Regions from separate parts of the Homo sapiens genome. Here region 2 is linked to region 1. A link is a loop called in an ENCODE intact Hi-C map of the cell type or tissue named here. Cell type or tissue: PC-9. All regions are shown on one strand.

The links. Hi-C counts contacts between places; a loop is a spot of excess contacts. Peaks named below come from ENCODE experiments on the same cell type or tissue, not always from the same donor. Only the 100,000 strongest peaks of a DNase experiment are listed, where the experiment ranks them.
Region 2: it touches region 1 in a loop (4-fold over the local background); 14 of 110 quality-filtered maps call a loop at or near these places.

Annotation. Positions count from the first base shown.
Region 1 is chr9:21,250,209-21,255,208 of GRCh38, forward strand. No RefSeq gene overlaps it. Among named protein-coding and RNA genes, the nearest start is that of IFNA14, 13 kb to the left of the region's middle. In PC-9, a CTCF peak has its summit at 2,970 (motif pointing right); no DNase peak of the experiment used is centred here.
Region 2 is chr9:21,404,824-21,409,823 of GRCh38, forward strand. IFNA8 (interferon alpha 8) reads left to right here and starts at 4,294. Exons shown (of 1, transcript NM_002170.4): 1 at 4,294-5,000. The coding sequence starts at 4,354. The coding sequence ends at 4,923. In PC-9, no CTCF peak of the experiment used is centred here; no DNase peak of the experiment used is centred here.

The DNA.
Region 1 (5,000 bases):
AATCTCTTATCCTCTGTCTTTCCAACAAGTGGTTGAGTTTTGAGTGCTGAAAAAACGTTTTGTCAGATGGAAGAATATTATGCAGTTCCTATACAGAAGAAGTGAGGGCTTTTGAAGAGGTGATTACCAAAGACAGTCTGGCTGTAACTCCAAACTTAGTTCAGCTGCCCAACATGGTTGATTTTATTTAATTTCTAGCCTGATCCAATTAAAAGCCATGAAATACAACTTAGCAATGAAATAAATATAGCATTAAAATCAGCAGTAATTGACAAAGTGATAAAAGCATTAGTATTTTTTATCAGAAATAAAGGATGATCTTTGCTTGTCTTTTGGACTTGAATCCTCAGAAAGTGTACAAATCCTAACTTTGAATGTGCCTATTGAGTATAGAATACACTGACTGGAAAAAAGAAAAAAGAAAAAAGAAGAAAGAGAACTGACCCACCAATGCCTCTTTTCAATTAATGAAGTTAAATAAATACAATTCGGCAAAGATCTTTGCTGCCTTTAGAAGCTGTGATTCTTCAGCCAGGTGCAGTGCCTCACGCCTGTAATTCCAGCACTTTGGGAGGCCGAGGCAGGTGGATCACGAGGTCAGGAGATCAAGATCTTCATGGCCAATATGGTGAAACCCTGTCTCTACTAAAAATACAAAAATTAGCTGGGTGTGGTGGTGCATGCTTGTAATCCCACTTACTCGGGAGGCTGAGGCAGGAGAATCGCTTGAACCTGGGAGGAGGAGATTGCAGTGAGCTGAGATCGCACGACTGCACTCCAGCCTGGTGACAGAGCAAGACTCCATCTCAAACAAACAAACAAAAAACAAACAAAAGAATACAAAAAAAAGAGAAGAAGTTGTGATTCTTCAATACATGCATTATTGATATCTGTCCTGCTGGGAAGTCTCTGGCCCAATTGAAATGTACTCAAATACCTGCTGTGTCCCTTCTGTTCAGGCATTGTTTCATTTTTTACTGCCTTTAAGGAGGCTGCATTATGACTAGAATTTAAGAGATGCCTTGAATTGCATTGGCCCCATAAATAAGTTTGCCTGTAGTGTGAGAACTTGATGGGTACTAGGGAGGAAACAGGAGTTTGCAGCTGACACTGAAGTAACCCTGTCCCTTCCAATACTCTACAGGCTGCTGTAGTATCAGTGTCACCCATGCAGGGGACAGTGTTGGCCATGTCTCCACGGGAGCACTGTATGCTCTCAGCATCCACTTCAATCTTCTCTCCCTCTGATTTGAATATTCTGAACAGTTGACTCAGTGCTTCCATTGCTACTCCATTTTCTGAGGACCTTCCAGTCTTCTCTCCTCCTTCCAAATTCTAAAGCTGCTGCTGGCTCTGTCTTCATGTTTCATAATGTGGGCTTTGCTTTTTTCAACAAATGAGAGTCCTGAGCCTGGTGGAGTCTCTTCCTAGCGGAATCAGAATGTTGGAAGTCCCTAAAAAGAGGCACAAATGAGCTCCTGTATTCTTTACCCGCTCATTGGGTGTAGTGTTGTGGGCAGGACTCTCTCTATTTACTGTGTTTCTGTTCCCAGCAAAACATCCTTGACCTCTGCAGTGCTGAGCTTGCCAGGTAAGGGAAATCTAGGGGTGGTTACATTCTTTGGCCTCGTGAGCTCACAAAGCCCCGTTGTCTCCAGGTGGTACTGTATCATGATCTCTTGTATCTGTTCCAATGGAGTCAGGGCAGGGACTAAGCTTCCATGTGTTCCTCACCAGAGGAACTGTCCAGGGACTTGTATGAGGCAGGCTATAATAGGGCTCCTCTCTGCCAGCTCTGCCACTTCCTTTCATTGGGTCTCCAATACTTTAGAATATATAAAAAATTAACTTCTCGATATGTTCAGGATATAGTTACAGACATTTTTCAGGATAAGGTGACAATATGCAGCCACATCATACAATTTTTGCCCACTGAAATGATAAGCAACAAAAAACAAAAATAACATTAAAGAAATAAGAAGCTTAAAAGTAGTCAGGAATAAAAGGGTTTTTAATATATGAAAGGTGTTAAACCATCAAAGAGACAGAGGAGAGAGAACCAGGTATATTCAAAAGTGTTAATGTTTTCTTTCTGATCCTAAACTGGGCCCCCCACACTCAGTAGCTAATGAAAGAGAGGCAAAGAACAAATATATTGTAAAATATAACTTTGAATTTCCCAATTTCTCTCCTCTTCCATTTCAAAAGAGCCATATAAAGGTTGGGTCTGTAACTTGAGCAAAGAATTGAGAAATCTGTCCTAAGTTGAAGCCTCTTCCTACTAACCTAGCAATTCACACATGCTTCCTGGTTAACTTCTTCAAATACACCATTTCACAGATCACTTTAATGTTTCCCCAATTCTACCCAAATTGATACTTCTACTGGGTATCATTTGGCAAGAATTGTATCTTCTGATCCCTTTACAGATCTCTGTTCTCTCTCTTACTACTGAGTGAAAATAGAAGGGATGCAAGTTGAGTCATTATTGAAAATAACAGAGAATGTTCTCCTTATTATGAATGTAAGTGACATGATCTAAGGAATGAATTTGTAAAATTAGCAACTTACTATTAAGAAAGAGCTAATGTACCTTCAAACAGGAGATTTTAATGGATGTCCATTACAGTTCTACACCCACATTGGCAGGCTGTACTGAATCCTAGTGCAGCTCAATACATAAAGGAGGGATGAGTCAGGGGGCTGAAGTCAAGGGACACATTCTTACCCTTTCTCTCTCTACATAGCTGTCCACTGCCCAAAGGACATGTCCTGCTTGAAGCTGGGAGTACTTTCCTTCTCTATGATAAAAAAAATGAAGGAAATGGGCTTCTTCCAATATAAGGTTCAGCTCTTTCTGAGAAAGAGTCCTTTTTACCTATGAAGAAAATTCTGCAAAGGGACAGAATTCTTTATAGAAAAGAAAAGCTGACTCTCCACAGAGTTGGTGTATGTCTTTGTCATCATGGCCAGTAGGTGGCTGTCATCCTCTGTAAATAACTGAACAGCCTCCAGAGTAGAATAAATCTTGACATTTCCTTTTTCTTTAGAGAAAGTTACATCATTTTAACAAAAGTATTCATTCATTTCCAAAATTTTTCACCAGGAGGGAAAAAAAAAGACCTCTGATATGGATGTTTATGAAAAACCTAGAACTCTCACTTAACTTTTGCTTTTATTTGATGACTTTGTGCTCTTAGGGGAAAACTGACAGCCAAAAACCACAAGGGAACAGGAAGCAGCTGTACGAGTGGCAGTGCGGGTTGCTGGTGAGTGAATGAGGACAGCACGCTGGGATTTCTACACTGGAGAGGGAGGAAGCTATTGTGAGATGGGAGTGAAAGAATTGAATCCTGTAAGCAGAGAGGAAGGGAGAGTGTGGCAGGCATCAGAATCAGCAAAGAATGCTATAAATATAGATAGCTATAAAGCCCATGCTATTTATATATTATATAATATATAGTATCTGAAACAAGTATCAGTCTCTTAGACTGATATTCAATCTCCCAGACTTATATATAGTTAGTCTAGGAGGAGACTATATATATATATATATATATATATATATACACATACACACATCAGGCTACATTTCCCACTACCATTATCAAGAACTGCCAAAAAATGTATAGAGTACCAATTTACAGATATATTTATAATACATTAGTCTACGAGACTAATTCCTTTATCAGATATTTACAAGCTGTCACATTCTTATTGAATAAAAAATCAGTCAGACTTATCTTTAATGTCAAGTGTATCTAATATTCATACTTCTCTAAGACTGTCTTCAATTCTCTTTTTAGGCTCTCAGCATTTTCCAATCAGTTATAGAGAGGGATGGGAGAGTTGACTATTCTCAGATAGATCTATATGAATGAATGAGGAAATATCCATCATCTGTTAAGCCGTGACTCAGTGGAAGATAATCTGTTAAGTTCTTTTACATGTTTTAGTTTGTTTGATATTCACAACTCCTCTAGAAATCTTTCTACCTTACTTTACATCTTTAAAATTTGAGGCTCAGAGGAGTTAAGTAAGTTACCCAGGATCACAGACATGTCCTGGCAAAATATAGATTCAATGCAGAATCTTAAATTCCATGTTACAAGTAATTACTTAAGTTTTATATTTTGAAATTCAGATACAAATTAATCAAAAAATTGCACACTATTTTGCTTTCTGTTTTTTAGTCATAGCTGCTATTTTAGTATTATTTTTGACTGATTTCCATCCAAGTTTGCTCCGTACTTCAGATATTGGGGATGAGAAATGTTCTGATCTAGTTTCACTTTTCTATCTTATGGAGATTCCAAGACTGTTATATTCGTTACAAATTGATTATTTATTACTCCCTAAGAGTTTATAATTTTTATGAAATATCACCATACCTATAGTTTAATCTAATGTCACCATACCTATAGTTTAATATCACCATACCTGTAGTTTAATAACACCATACCTATAATTTAATCAGGATTAAAGGACACAGTGGAGAGGAATAACTCTTGGCATTTCTATCTCTACCAGAAATGGAGGAGTGTTTTATAATAACAGTGAAAGCAATTTGACAAAGGGTAAGATTAGGCAACCAGATTGTTAAAATATATAATATCTGAAATTATTTTACTATCATGGTAATAGGATTTAGGAGAAAGTTTGTATCAATTTTCAATAAAATGTTTATAGGGTGATAATCAGGCAATCTAGGTAGATATCAATATAAACTCTCATATAAGAAAGTAAAATCTTGATGGAATACAGGATTGACTTAAGATTTGGTTATAAAAAGAAAATTAACACAGTACAGGTTTCAGGTATGATGCATTAAGAAGGCTGGACCATGTCCTACTGCCTTTAACAAGTACAGAACTGTCAAAAAATGTATAAAGTACCAATTTACAGATATTGGATAATAGTCTACTCAGGGCTGTGACACAGGAGTAAAGAATAAAATAACTCCTTCAGTTCAAAAATTAACCTTTCTTCCTTCCAGAAAG
Region 2 (5,000 bases), 150 kb after region 1:
AATTATTAAAAATACAAACTTGAAAATGATTCTACAAGCAAGTGGCTGTTCTTTCTTTGAATATTCCACATAATTTTCAATGATAACTTCCAATGAAGAACCTTGAAGAATTTACAAATTATCTTTTGATGTATTTTCCTTTCAAATTATGTATCTAATATGTATTGGTAATATTCTTTCCACTGGTTTTATAGTGATTACTCTTTTTCATGAATATTGGCTGAGCTCCTGAAATGATAGGGACTGGGCCAAGATGCCAGGGAAAAAGACTAGATAAGATGACGTGTCTGCCCATAAGTATCTTATGGAGTCCTGATAAAATATTCTAAAGAGAAAATAGGTCAGATCACTAAAGGCAACATCTCAGACAGCAAAAAAAGAGAAAATTATAACCATGCCTAAGGGAGAATAAGAACACTACCAGGCAAAAACATCTGACCAAGGACTCAAAATCCAAAATCACGGTTTTTTCACCTGAAGTAGCACTTTGAATATTACATGCCAAATTTTGGAAATCAAACAGAAATGGACCTCACTATCACATGGAAAATGGATGGAGATAACAAGAAGCAAATGGTCATTCATCTATTTTTTGTACAAGGAGAATCTTAAAAAATCACTGGATAAGGCGACATAATTATCACATTATTTAAGACACACTTAAAAAAATGGAAGGCCAAACGGAAGGAGTAAAGGCATAGTTTGCTCCAATTCTAGGCCTGTTTTTAGCAAGTATCTTTCCACCTATGCAAACACGTTATTTTTTTCCAACCCCATTTCTTTAGTTCTCTCCATATATTGCCCATCATGTTTGCCCGGTTTCTCAAAACAAGTGGTAAAATTAACTCAGCAGCAAACTCTGCTGGCCTGCAACATAAAAGGCATCAACCAGCTGGCAAGTCAGGTGACTCAGAGACTTTGGTATCACAGTCCTCCTCCTATAATACACTGGACTCTCCTCATTTCTCCAGAAGACCTTCCATTCCCACTTTTAATCCTTTTAGTGAGCCCTTCTAGATGTGGTCTCCCTGAGCTCTGAGCCTTAGTTCATTGGTTTAGTTCTGATTTAGCTCATGTCTCTAGCTTGTCATTGCTTAGTCTTAAACTTGGGCTAAGATAGAAATCTAAGGCCTTACGGATATTTGAATAAAAGGATAGAAATATGCAGGTTTTTACGGAGTTGTTTATGGATATATTACTAGGGTGAACAAAGAGTTTTGCAACTACATTCAAGTTTATGAATATACATTCTCAAAAAAACAAAACTAGTATATAACATGTAAATAAATTGGGGCCCATCTTTATTATAATGTAACATATCAGGCATAAACAAATAGGGCTTTTCAGTGAGGGAGAGGGTGAAGGAGCTGAAAAGAAAGGCCGTGACCTTCTTTATGTAGAACTGTACTAAGAAAACATTGACCGGGGTCTAGAAACCAGCTCTGGGTCTTATGGCCAGAAATAATTCCCAGGGAACATGTAAGAAATGAGGATTTAGAGTCAGATGTTTTGGGTTCCAACTGTAGCTCCACAACTCAATAGCTCCCTGTGCTTCTGGGTTTTCCTTTTGTAAAAAAGGACAACAGTACAACCTGTCAGTGTCTGCTTTGGTCACTGATATCTCTAGCAACTAAGTAGGGATGGGCATATAGTAGATGTTCAATAAAAATGAAAATGAGGGTATTTCTCATTGAATGAAGTGAAAATAGTTTTTGTAAGTGCTAAGAACAATATCTGATTGATAGCAAACATGATAAAATTTAGCAACTTTTTATTCTTCTTATTAGTGTTATCATTATTGTCCTTTTAAGTCAAGATAAGTTTCCTTTGAGATCATCTATTCCCTGGCTTCTTGTTAGATAGATATATTAGTCAGAGTTCTCCAGAGGGACAGAACTAAGAAGATATGTTTATATATAAGAGGGAGTTTATTAAGGAGAATTGACTCACACGGTCACAAGGTAAAGTCCCACCATAGGCTGTCTGCAGGTTGAGGAGCAAGGAAGCCAGTGGTGGATCAGTCCGTGTCCCAAAACCTCCCAAGTAGAGAAGTCAACAGTGCAGCCTTTAGTCTGTGGCCAAAGGCCTGAGACCCCCTTCCAAATCACTGGTGTAAGTCCAAGAGTTCAAAAGCTGAAGAACTTGGAGTCTGATTTCAAAGGCAGGAAGCATCCATCAGAAAGATGAAGGCCAGAATACTCAGCAAGTCTCCTCTTCCATCTTCTCCTCCCTACTTAATTCTAGCCATGCTGGCAGCTGATTAGATGGTGCCCACAGTGACTGAGTGTGGGTCTGCCTCTCGCAGTTCACTGACTCAAATTTTAATCTCCTTTGGCAATACCCTCACAGACACACCTAGGAACAACACTTTGCATCCTTCAATTCAATCAGGATAACACTCAATGTTAACCATCACAACAGATAACATGCAATATACTGATCTTCTGAGTTTATCTGTCTACTAGTGGAGAACTTGAGATAATTATACTTGTCCATTCTACAGACAGAATATTGTGCTCTTACAAATTTGCCTTTCTGGTGCACAGTGTCTTATGTTTGGTTCATCACCCTCAACTGTCTAGTAAGGCTGAATTCACTAAAGCTGAAAACATCCCCTTGGACCAGTAATGATTACTTTTCTTTGAGCTCCTGCCCATTTGCTACCTTTGTTCTACATCTCTTGCACCATTTTGCTTCTGCTCTTCCTCACCCCTTAATGTCCATCTAATCTGGGCTGAATATCCAAGTTATATTTTGTTAGTTGTTTTTCTCCTTTGGGATGTTACTTCCATTCTTATGTTTTTATCACATTTAGTTATACATTTGTTTTCTTTTTGCTCTCATTTATTGGGATACAAAAAGCAACAACTTTTGCTTTCTGTGAAAAAGGAAATGAGAAAGATATCTGGTATCCTGCATGCTATGTACAACAATTGCACACCTCATTTACTTTATCATACTTAGATATTATTATTTACCTTAGGAAACAGATGGCTTTTTTTATTTTATAAGAATGAACTAGAATTGGGATGTCCCCAGGTTCTTTGGGAAATCTAAACATTAATGCAAAAATTGTTTTGAAAAATATAATTGATGTTTTCTCAATTGTGTATTCTCATTGGGGATGATATTGCTCCTAAGGGCACAAACCTTAGTTCTTGTGGTGTGAACAAATTGTAGATATTATATTCGTTTATGGCCCCTCAATGCAGAACTCTAAGACAACCCTATCCTGTAGTGTTTATTTTCTTTCACTTGGTTTTCTTATGTATTACATGAAAAGACTGATATTGAGTTCATGGAAGATACACAAAATGTATGTGAGATTAGTGTTGCAAACCAATGTGAAATAGATGGTTGTCACTGGTGGACTTTCCACTATGTGCTCAATCTCAGAGTCATACCATGTGATGTGGTCTCCATCGGCATATGAATGGGCTGCCATTGGCTGTCTTGGGTATGTAGCTTATGTTTGATCCTCAGTGCTTTCAAGTGTATTATACTCTTTTATACAAATGTTTTTATTTTATGATTAAATTGTATAAAACTTTTTCAAACATCACTACTTATAGGAAGTGCTGAAAAGAAAAATATGTTGACTATATCTGGATGAAAATCTAGCAGTTAGTGAAGGTAAAAATCATTTTCTATATGAAGCAAAGCTAAAAGTTAAGTATAATAAATTAAATGTTACAGGAATAATTTAATTTTAAATAGCCCCTTAGCAGTTTTGGGAGATTTTTAAGTATTTTTATTTTTTTGATATTACATATTTTATATAAGTATTTTTATTATATTGGTATTATATATTTTCATATATTATAACTTTGCATGTTTCACTTGATTCATTAATATTTATATAAGTATATATACTAGAAGTCACTCAGCAAATAACTTTTATAAAGTTAAATGCCAATAGCTTTTAAATTTAACTTTTGACATAAAATTTTTACTTATTCTTAATGCTGCATTGCATAAAAAAGTAAACTGTCCACTTTGTTTTCTAAAGCATGGATAGGAATGTAGTACATTCAAATATGTGCATAATATATCTGTGTTATTAAATTATCAGGAGGGGTTTACTTAGAAAAAAATTATCAAACAGGACTCTGGAGGTTGAGAAAGGGAATGCAGTAATGAAAAGAAAACTGGTTGAGAAACACTTTCCTAAGCCCATGTAGAGAGTACATAAAGGAAAGCAAAAACAGAAGTAGAAAAAAAAAATGCAGTAGCATTCAGAAAATGGAAACAAATATGTTCCCTATATAAGGCGGTGTACAAACCAAAGTCTTCAGAGACCCAGGTTAAGGGTCATCCATCTGAACCAGCTCAGCAGCATCCACAACATCTACAATGGCCTTGACTTTTTATTTACTGGTGGCCCTAGTGGTGCTCAGCTACAAGTCATTCAGCTCTCTGGGCTGTGATCTGCCTCAGACTCACAGCCTGGGTAACAGGAGGGCCTTGATACTCCTGGCACAAATGCGAAGAATCTCTCCTTTCTCCTGCCTGAAGGACAGACATGACTTTGAATTCCCCCAGGAGGAGTTTGATGATAAACAGTTCCAGAAGGCTCAAGCCATCTCTGTCCTCCATGAGATGATCCAGCAGACCTTCAACCTCTTCAGCACAAAGGACTCATCTGCTGCTTTGGATGAGACCCTTCTAGATGAATTCTACATCGAACTTGACCAGCAGCTGAATGACCTGGAGTCCTGTGTGATGCAGGAAGTGGGGGTGATAGAGTCTCCCCTGATGTACGAGGACTCCATCCTGGCTGTGAGGAAATACTTCCAAAGAATCACTCTATATCTGACAGAGAAGAAATACAGCTCTTGTGCCTGGGAGGTTGTCAGAGCAGAAATCATGAGATCCTTCTCTTTATCAATCAACTTGCAAAAAAGATTGAAGAGTAAGGAATGAGACCTGGTACAACACGGAAATGATTCTTATAGACTAATACAGCAGCTCACACTTCGACAAGTTGTGCTCTTTCAAAG